Regions from separate parts of the Homo sapiens genome. Here region 1 is linked to region 2. A link is a contact called in ENCODE Hi-C or POLR2A ChIA-PET data. All regions are on one chromosome and are shown on one strand. Each heading gives the region's core, a stretch centred on a gene start or an enhancer-like site at or near the end of the contact. The rest is flanking DNA. Distances are from core to core; before and after follow the strand shown. Region 1 holds the start of OSMR (oncostatin M receptor). Region 2 holds the start of LIFR (LIF receptor subunit alpha).

Evidence for each region. Hi-C counts contacts between places; a loop is a spot of excess contacts on that map. ChIA-PET counts read pairs that join two places held with the same protein, here RNA polymerase II (POLR2A). Pooled maps may share reads with other maps.
Region 1: a map of endothelial cell of umbilical vein shows a loop between it and region 2 (17-fold over the local background). The contact joins the promoter of OSMR here to the promoter of LIFR in region 2. A Hi-C loop is called at or near these places in 4 of 168 maps with a recorded cell type or tissue (HepG2, ascending aorta, endothelial cell of umbilical vein and 1 more) and 7 of 50 pooled maps. POLR2A ChIA-PET finds 5 or more read pairs at or near these places in 1 of 52 experiments (MCF 10A).

What each region holds. Positions count from the first base shown.
Region 1 is chr5:38,844,365-38,848,769 of GRCh38, reverse strand. OSMR (oncostatin M receptor) reads right to left here and starts at 2,758. Exons shown (of 18, transcript NM_003999.3): 1 at 2,383-2,758. OSMR-DT (OSMR divergent transcript) reads left to right here and starts at 2,941. Exons shown (of 4, transcript NR_109951.1): 1 at 2,941-3,102.
Region 2 is chr5:38,555,028-38,559,709 of GRCh38, reverse strand. LIFR (LIF receptor subunit alpha) reads left to right here and starts at 3,064. Exons shown (of 20, transcript NM_001127671.2): 1 at 3,064-3,376. It overlaps LIFR-AS1 (LIFR antisense RNA 1), which reads right to left and starts at 2,924. Exons shown (of 9, transcript NR_103554.1): 1 at 533-2,924. It overlaps MIR3650 (microRNA 3650), which reads left to right and starts at 2,149; the gene lies at 2,149-2,208. RefSeq lists enhancers at 2,678-2,787, 2,140-2,923.

The sequences.
Region 1 (4,405 bases), core at 1,509-4,008, 290 kb before region 2:
GTAGCCATTAACAAAAGAGGTATCTAGAGACAATGGAAAGATCTCTAAGACTTGGAAAGTGAAAAAGCAAGCTGTACAATAAGTATAGTAAGATAATTTGCATATTTAAAACATATGTATATGTATGTATTATGTAAAACTATAGAAAAGAAAAACAAGCCTTAGAATGGTATTATCAAACTTAACCTTCCCTCTTCTGAGTGGGAGGAGGGAGGATGGTGATGGCACGTCTACATTTCACTTCACTTCTATATTGAGTGAGAATGAGTTGTTATTATTTGTATTATTTTTAAAACACAAAAATAGAATACAACGTGGAGTGCACAAATGCAGAGCGACCAGTACAACTAAAATGAGGAGGGAAGGAAGGCTATGAAGCCACCAACACAGCTGTTGGAAAAGAAATTCTCTCTTCATGTAGCTACAAAGAAGCCTGCTTGGAGGAGGGGATTTCTCCAGCAAGGCCATGATATTCTATTTGTTTTGGTTTGGGTTTTTTTCCCCCCATTTTACACATTTTTTAAGCAATCAAGAAGGATTTTCTCCCCCAGCGAAAGGAGGGCCAAGGCTCACAGTTCCTGTAAGTGAGCAAGACCACACTCACTAAGATTCTCTTCTACTGCAGCCAATGAATGCCCCAGTCCTTTCCCACAAGGAAAATACACACCTTCTTCTTGTTAAATACAGTACCACTGATTCCCCTTTGAAAACCGTAACAGTTCTCCTGATTCGGTTTTGTCCTCAGGACAAAAGGGTTACAAAAACATGAGAGATCCAGGAACACCTCTGCATGTGTTCCTGGTCTGTTCAGGTTAAAGAAAAGGGTAGAGGGGGAAAGAACCAGTGTTTATGTGTTCTCCCCAATGCGGCTCGGGTCCCTGCGGAAGAAACACCCAAGACCAGCCTTTTTCTCTCAAAGCCACCTTTGATACAAAAGGCTTAGCCACACCTGCTGGGACAAACGGGAACTGGGACCAAGATGTAAGTCACAAGGAGGCAATTTACAGCAGAGAACTAGCTCTTCCTACAATAAAATGTGAGGTGGTGAGCTTCCTGCCACTGGAGGCACTGAACAAATGCTACGGGGAAAACAAACTGAGTATTTCCTGAAGATTCTGAATAGAAGGCTGTGTTTGGAGTTTGATGCTTTGAAAGCTCAAGAAATGATTCTCAGACACAGCGGAGTTTGGGGACATCAAGGGCTCTGAGTGCATTTTAAAGCAGCCCAGGAGAGAGACAAAGCAAGACCATAATGAAACACCCCACCCAGTCTTAGAGTTTGAGCTACAGCACGGTGATCATGAGCAGACTCCAAACCCAAATCCTGATACTGTCACCTGCTAGCTGTGTAACCCTAGAAAAGTTACAAAACCTCTTTGGGCCTCAGTTTCCTCAATAAAATATAATAAAAAACTAGTACCCGCCTCACCCGTGAAGCTTAAATGAGCTAGCATATGTCAAGTGCTTAGAATAGGGGCTGGTTCACAGTAAGTATGAACCATTATTATTTGCAGACAAGGAAACTAAGAGGTGATAAGTAGTTTGACCCATGTTCCAAAGTCAGTTTTAATCTTGGGAATAAAACCTAAAAATTTCTTTCTCCTCCATCAGAATTCCTTCTAGCTCAAACTAAGTATCCTACATTCAATTCTATCTTCTCTGCCTTCATAGACCCTTCCATTTACTTCTCTTGAATATCTTGTTCCCAAAGTGTTTTCAAGGCAGGTCTGTTACCAAGCCACTCCATCAGCAGCACCTAGCACTGTGCCTCCCGCAGCAAGGCAGGCAGGATGGATGGACGGATGCAGGCATGCATGGGTAGGTGGATGAAGGGCAGATGAAGAACTATCGAGAAAGGAATCGCGGTGTCAGGGGTAAAGCCCTGGCCTGCGAGAGCCGGGCTCGGATTTCAGTGCCCTCACAGCTAGCCATATGGCCTTGGACAAGTTACTGAACCCCTCCGTGCCTAGGTTTCCAGAATGTAGAGGGCCACTTCCACTCAAGTGGCTGGAGAAGAAGGTAAGCGCCCCGGACGGACGCTATTGCAGAGTCGCCCGGGGATTCCTCTCTCCACCTGTGCTTGAGCTCCTCCCGCTTCTACGCTAGGGACCAGGTGGGAGAGATACACGGATTCCCAGAAAAATGGCTCTCTCAGGTGGGAGTCAAGGGTTACGAGAGGAGAGGTAGGGGAAGCAATGAACTCCTCCACACGATGTGTTGGGAGAGAGGAAAGAGGGATTCAAGTGGGAATTTTCCACTCAACAAACATTCCACCATCATTTGAGAAAAAGGCGCTGGGATGGTGAATTTCAAACAGTCTGAGAAATGGGCGACTCGGCACTGTGCGGCCTGTAAGGAATGAATCATTTAGTTTTCACCCACCAGGTAGGCAGGCCGGGGGCGAGGACCCTCCGAGCGCCGTCCGAGCGCAGGTGGTAGCCCAGCCAAGCAAACGCTGGGCAGAGGCGGCACCGAGGAGGGGAACGGGCTGCTGCACTCCCGGTCGCGTCCAGCCGGGATGGGCTGCGAAGTTGTCGGATTCTTTCCCGCACAGCACGGGGCTCGCCCGTCGGAAAAGCCACCGAGGGCGGCGCAGCGGCAGGGCGCGAGCAGAGCGGGGACGGGCGGGTCGGGGGTACTCACGCCGCGGGCGAAGGGCTCCACGAGCCGGGCCGAGTCCTCGGCGGCGCGTGGGGCGCGGGTGCGGGCTCCGGGGCGGACGTGCAGAGGCGGCCCGGGCCGGGGCTATGAATCAGCTGCGGGGCAAGCGCGGAGGGGCGGGAGTTACTGGAAAACCGCGGGGGAGGGCAGAGGGGTGAGGTCTTTTGCAATTTCCCGTCTTGCTGCGCACTCTTGGCACTCCTGGGACCCACAGGAATTCCCTCCCTTCAGTCCCGGGGGGAGGCGGCCGCGATCCTGGGGGAGGCGCAGCCTCACAACCCGGACTTTGCGGGCGGGCGGGCACTGGTGAGAAGAGGAAGTGGGAGAGGCCTGGGAAGGAAACTTGGAAACCGAAAACTCGGCGGCCGAGGCTCCGTGCCCCGCGCGCAGCGCTGCTCCTGCCCCGGCCAAGGACGCACGGGCCAGCCGGCGGAACCAGAGGTAAGCCGAGTGACCGATGAGGCCTGGGGCTGTGTATCCCACAGGGGCACTTGTCATCCCAACCCAGAGGCCAAACCCGTGAGATCCCCGTCCGAAAATCTTCAGGCAAGAGAAGTCCTTTAACTAAATTTTGGCCGTGTTTCCATTTGGCGTCCAGAGCAACGAAAACGTGTTTGAACCGAATCAAACGGTCCCCATTTTTCCCCTACTCGCGTTCTATCCAGAAACGCCCTGTCCGACAAAGTTTCTTCGGCTACAACAGTCCCGAAACCTTTATTTCCCAATGCTACGACATGCTACACATGGTTTACTTTTCCCCTTAAAAATGCCATCCAATCTTCAACCTTTTTTTTTTTTTTTTTTTGAGACGGCATCTCACTGTGTCACCCAGGCTGGAGTGCAGTGGCGCGATCTCGGCTCACTGTAAGCTCCGCCTCCCGGGTTCACACCATTCTCCTGCCTCAGCCTCCCTAGTAGCTGGGACTACAGACGACCGCCACCACGCCTGGCTAATTTTTCTATGTTTAGTAGAGACGGGGTTTCACCGTGTTAGCCAGGATGGTCTCGATCTCCTGACCTCGTGATCCGCCCGCCTCAGCCTCCCAAAGTGCTGGGATTACAGGCGTCAGCCACTGCGCCCGGCCAAAAATGCCATCCAATCTTTACCGTGTCTGGGCCTTTGAAAGGTGCATTTCACCTCTCTTAGAGGATAACAGGAGCCTTCCGAGGCAGCCTCGGACCGGGAGCTCCCATAGCCTCGCCTGTCTGGATGCCTGACAAATCAGCAGGCAAGGGGCCTTGCTCCAGATCAGCTGAGCCTAGTTTGGTTTGAGTTTGGGGACCCTGGAAAGTATCACAAAAGCAAGGTTGTAGGAGGGGGGTGGGGGAGGGAACCAAGAGTGATCAACAAGTATCGACCATAAACATATCTTAGAATCCTATATTGAATTGACTGGATGACTCAAAATAATGTCAGAATTATTTTAAAATGTTACTTTTGTGTTTGTTCACATATCTGGCTCCTCCCCAATGTCATCCCAAGGAAAGCTGAGAGTCCTTTTGTTTTTTTATTTTTCCTAAAACAAAGGCCTAAAGGCCCTAATACACTTAATACCTAATGGGGCCACAAAGACCATGATGCATAGTAAATATTTGATGATAATAAAATGTATTTTTGTCTCAATAAATGTATGGTCCTTTGCCACACCTCTCATTACTTGAAGAGTTTTAAAGAGTCCATTAGTTTAGCCATCTGCATGGTTATGGAAACTGCCAAGCCCAAGAGTTGGAAAGTCTTTATGAT
Region 2 (4,682 bases), core at 1,815-4,314:
ACACTTTTACTTCAGTTTTGTGACTTACTCTGTTTCATTATTTTATTTATTCAACAAACACTTATGGAGATAAGGCTCGTTGTATTATGCAATATAAGCATCAAACAAAGTACGTTCTTGTTCTGATACTTATTTTGCAACACTTCATGAAATTGCAAAAAGTAAATATTATATAAATTAGAATTTACAACACAGACTGGTCTATGACAAAGTAAGTAAAAATAGTCTCAATCCATGAGACTTGAAATTGAGCTGAAATTCCTTCAGGAGTCCATATGGATTAATTCAGATTTTTATACAACAGATAAGAAAAATTTATTCTTGACAGCACAGACAGCAGTCAGGTGCCCCAAGCTGGGTTATGGCCTGGTCAAATATTGCTAACATATTTTTAAAGCTCTTGCTTTGTTACAGAAACTCCGTTTTTCCTCACGAAACAGTGCGTATACCGCAACTCTTCAAATTGTACCTCAGTATGGTGTAAGGAATGTGGTGTTCCTTAGAAGCTGTGGCAAATCCCTAAATTTCTTACCTGTAAAATGGGTATACATGGAAGGCAGGTCTTCTGTGAAGCTCACACAGCATAAACTTTCGGGCATCTTCTCTAGGCCTCCATCCCAGGCCTTGGCAGGAGCCTTGGCGATACATTCACCTGGTCATATGTTTATGTACAATTTGCAAAAGCAATATATTGTCACCACAATTAGCTGAGACTGAGGTCTCTTTCCACTAGGACTTTCCCTCTGCCATTTTCCCTTCTATTGGGTGGTGCTAGGGCAGCCTGGACATGCTGTGGGATAGGGTCAGGCTTTGTGTTCCTACCCAAACCTCATCTTGAATTGTAATCCTCACTTGTTAGGGAGAGAAATGACTTGATTATGGGGACAGTTTTCCCGTGTTGTTCTCGTGATAGTAACTGAATTCTCACGCGATCTGACGGTTTTGTGTTTGGCAAGTTCCTCCGCTCACAATTCTTTCCGCTTCCTTGTGAAGAAGGTACTTGCTTCTCCTTCCACCACGATTGTTAAGTTTCCTGAGGTCTCCCCAGCCATGTGGAACTGTGAGTCAATTAAACCTCTTTCCTTTATAAATTACCCAGTCTCGCGCAGTTCTTTATAGCAGTGTGAGAACGGACTAATACACAGTATTTGCTTTTTCTTTAAGAGGACCACCCAAATTGCATAAATTGCAGGCCCCACAAAACCTGCATTACCCCCTAAGTGTGAGAATAGTACCTATTTCACAGGTGTGCTGTGAGGATTAAGAGGTAATGGACACATGGTGTGTATCAGGTGGATGTTAGCCATTATCACTACTCTGAATCTCCATCTTTCTATTATAGCAAGGCCACAGAAATGAGCATTTTATGTAATATTCTTAAAACTAAATTCTTCTCATGGAATGGGATTTTTCAACCCCAGGCAACAGGGCCACATCATGTTTTTCTTGGGCTCTAGGCCTTTTTGCCTTCGTTGAGCCCCTTACTCCATTAAAATATATATACATATACACACACACATATATACATACATTTTAAGATTGTATTAGCACAAAAACAAATATATTAATATATATTAAAATACTTTCTTAAACCTAAATTTTTTTTCCTTCTGATTTGAAAAGAAATTAAAATATTTTTTGTGGGCCTCTAAAAATATTGTGGACCTTAGGCACTGTGCCTAATGGAAAAGACAGTGACAGGATTGTGCAATATGAATAATGATAAATTTCCCAAACCATCAAGGACTCAAGAATAAGGGTAAACATCTTAAATGGGGTTGGTTTCGAGTACTTATAATAGAAAAATGTTATCCAAACAAGGTCTTAGGGGTAACAGGAGGCGTTTTTAGTGTTCAAAATACGCACATGGATGGAGTTGGCCATTAGGACGCTAATAGCGACCGTATCTAGCTGTGAAATACATATTTTTGTTTTGGGAGTCTACTTTTCAGTAAATGTCCTTTCAGGTGTTTTGTTGCCCATTTAATTACATGATCAACAAGGAAGAGTTATTTTACAAAACAAGCTTCATTTTGCCAATTTATAAATTGCTTTGGAGTTTCATCGAAAGGTCTTTAAAAAACACGTTGGCCTTGGTGCTGGTGCATCACATAAATCACAGATGAAACAAACAAGCCTGTTTCCTACTCAAGGTGTGTCTGTAGAGTCCTGACTGCGTGCCAGGGGCTCTGTCTGGCACATTTCTGAACTTTGCAAAATTAATTGTGCCGAAGAGAACACCATCAAACGCGTCCGGCATACAGCGTAAACATCTTCAGACCGTGATTCTGCGCCATCAAACGCTCTCCAGCTAATTTCATTTGGTGATTACTCTGCTAGAAAACCGAGGCCAAGTGAAACTGCGGAAATGGGAACAATGTACGGAGGAAAAATCTCACCCCATTAAGAGATCCGTTTCTTCTCCGCACAAATAAGCCCACCCCGCCTCCGAGGCAAGACTAGATGGCTCCAGGATACTCTCGGCGCGCCCGCTGGCCATCTCGGGCAGGGGAGCCCCACACCCGGCAGGAGGACCAGGACGCGAGCGGCGGCGCCTCGGCCCTGGGCTGTTTAGGTAATTCGCAAAGTCCCAACAATCATCCCCCTCTCCCAGAAGCTGGTTTTCTTGTGTGCAGTGGTTACAGAGGCGGCGAAAACACGGTTCCCCGCTTTCCTCTCCTCAAGGCACTGTTTGCAGCGGCAGCAGCGGCCGCATTCGGGGAGGCGCGGTCCTCCCCGCAGAGCCGTCGCGCACTCGGCCTTTCTCGAGGATTTGCCTGGGCTCGGCCGCCTCGCTCTCCCCTGCGCTTCCATGACCTTCTGAGAGCGGCCTCACCACCGGAGGCTCGGAGGAAGCACCACCCTCGGCGTCCGGGGCCCGTCGCGCGGCCGCGTTCCTCCGACTCCTTGGAGCACCCGCGCGCGCGGGCGCGCGGCCGGGGATCGGCGGGGGCGCGCGGGTTGGGGCGGGGCCGGGGCCGGGGGCAGGGGCGGGTCAGGGGCGGGGCCGGGCCCGCTGCGCCCCCAGCCGAGCGGCGTGCAGGCGCCGCCCCCGCGCGCCGCAGTCCCGGCTGGAGCGACTCGGCCGTGGCGGTGGCCGTTACCGTTGCCTCTGGGAGGCTCTGGCGGCGGCGGCGGCCCGCGGGGTTCGCGGAGCGCAGCGGGCCGCCCTTCGCCCGTGGCCGCCTCAAGCAGCCTCGCGCCGACACAGGGGAGGCGAGACGGCGGCTGCGGAGGCGGCGGCGCATTGTGCCCGGCCCCCTCCTTGGCGGCTCCTGCCCCCGGGCGGCTGTGGGATCTGGGCAGCCCCGGGGCGGCGGCCGAGGCTACAGAGCCGGCGGCAGGGGATGGCAAGATAGCGGCGCGGGAGCGTACCGTGAGTCCTGGGGGCGGGTGGGCGCGGCGCGGAGCAGGGGAGCCGCGGAGCCCCGAGCGGGGTCCCCAGGGGCGGCCCGGGCGGGGTGGGGCAGCGCTCCCAGCTCTGCGGAGCGTCCTAGGGGAGTGACCCCGGAGAGCGCCGCTCCGGGTCCCGCCGCTCTCCGCGCGCCCTTGGGTCACCCTCGTGTCCTGGGGGACGCGGACTCCAGCGCCCAGAACTTCTGCCCCACGCAGGGCAGTGAGTTCTGAGGCCAGAGGTTACCTGGGGGATGGGAGGGAGCTTGAAATGTTTTTCCTTCGGAGAGGTGACCTGCCAGGTGATTTCGTGCCCCTCTGCTTCAACTCCCCTTTAAACCTGTTCCTCGTCCTTTCTGTATCCGTAGTGCATTTGACTTACCTGTATTTTTATGTGCTAACTTCCGAAGGTGGTGTACTGGTTAAACCCAAAGTTAAAGTGTTGGAGGTCAAAGTTAGGCTTTGTGAAAGATGCCATTTCTGTTATGTTGTGTAAAAGCACAAAGCTGGATTCAGGAGTTCTGAGCGACACAAAACTGCACATCACGTGTTCTGAATTTACATGATTAATCTGAATTAATGTGATTTTTGCCCCCCACCCCCCACATTCCGCTACCAAAAATATATGAGGTCTTTTATTTGCAGTTGGGTATCTTTGTGTTCCTTTTTGAATGTTTAATGCAGTCAAATATTGTTATAACCTGTATTGTTATTGAGTGGCATTTATATGGAAATCGGTTCTTTGCATTTCTTTTTATGTGTCTTTAAAAGATACATTCTTTCAACAGAAAAGTTTCAGTTTAAAGTTTGTCTTCCGATTCCTGTTCAGTTTCAGATTAGTTTTTAATTTTAAAAAGTATTTGCTTGAAGTAAGATTAATGTGATATAGTAGTATCGTTTAGGCAGGGGTCCAGAAATGGTACAGAAATTAAATTTAAGGCAAACCTTTCCTTTTCACAAGTGGAAAAACCAAGGAGTTTTTTCAGCGCGAATGCTACTTGCCCTTCCCCTTACATGATTATTTTGTCACAGATCTGAAATTACATTTCACTGTTACCAGAGAGTTTCTTGTCTAAGCCTGGCAGAGAAAAGGAAGCCTAAGTATAATGTGTTTTTTAAAAACACGAGACCATTCTTTTAGTTGTCTTCTACGTTGACTTTATGCTTTATAGTCGGGGGCAACTGTTCATTTGGAAACTTCATTAGGGAGTTAGTTGCAAGCTCAATTTAAATATATGATGTGTTCCCAAGGTGATCGGAGCAGCTATTTCCTCTTCAAGAATTGAATT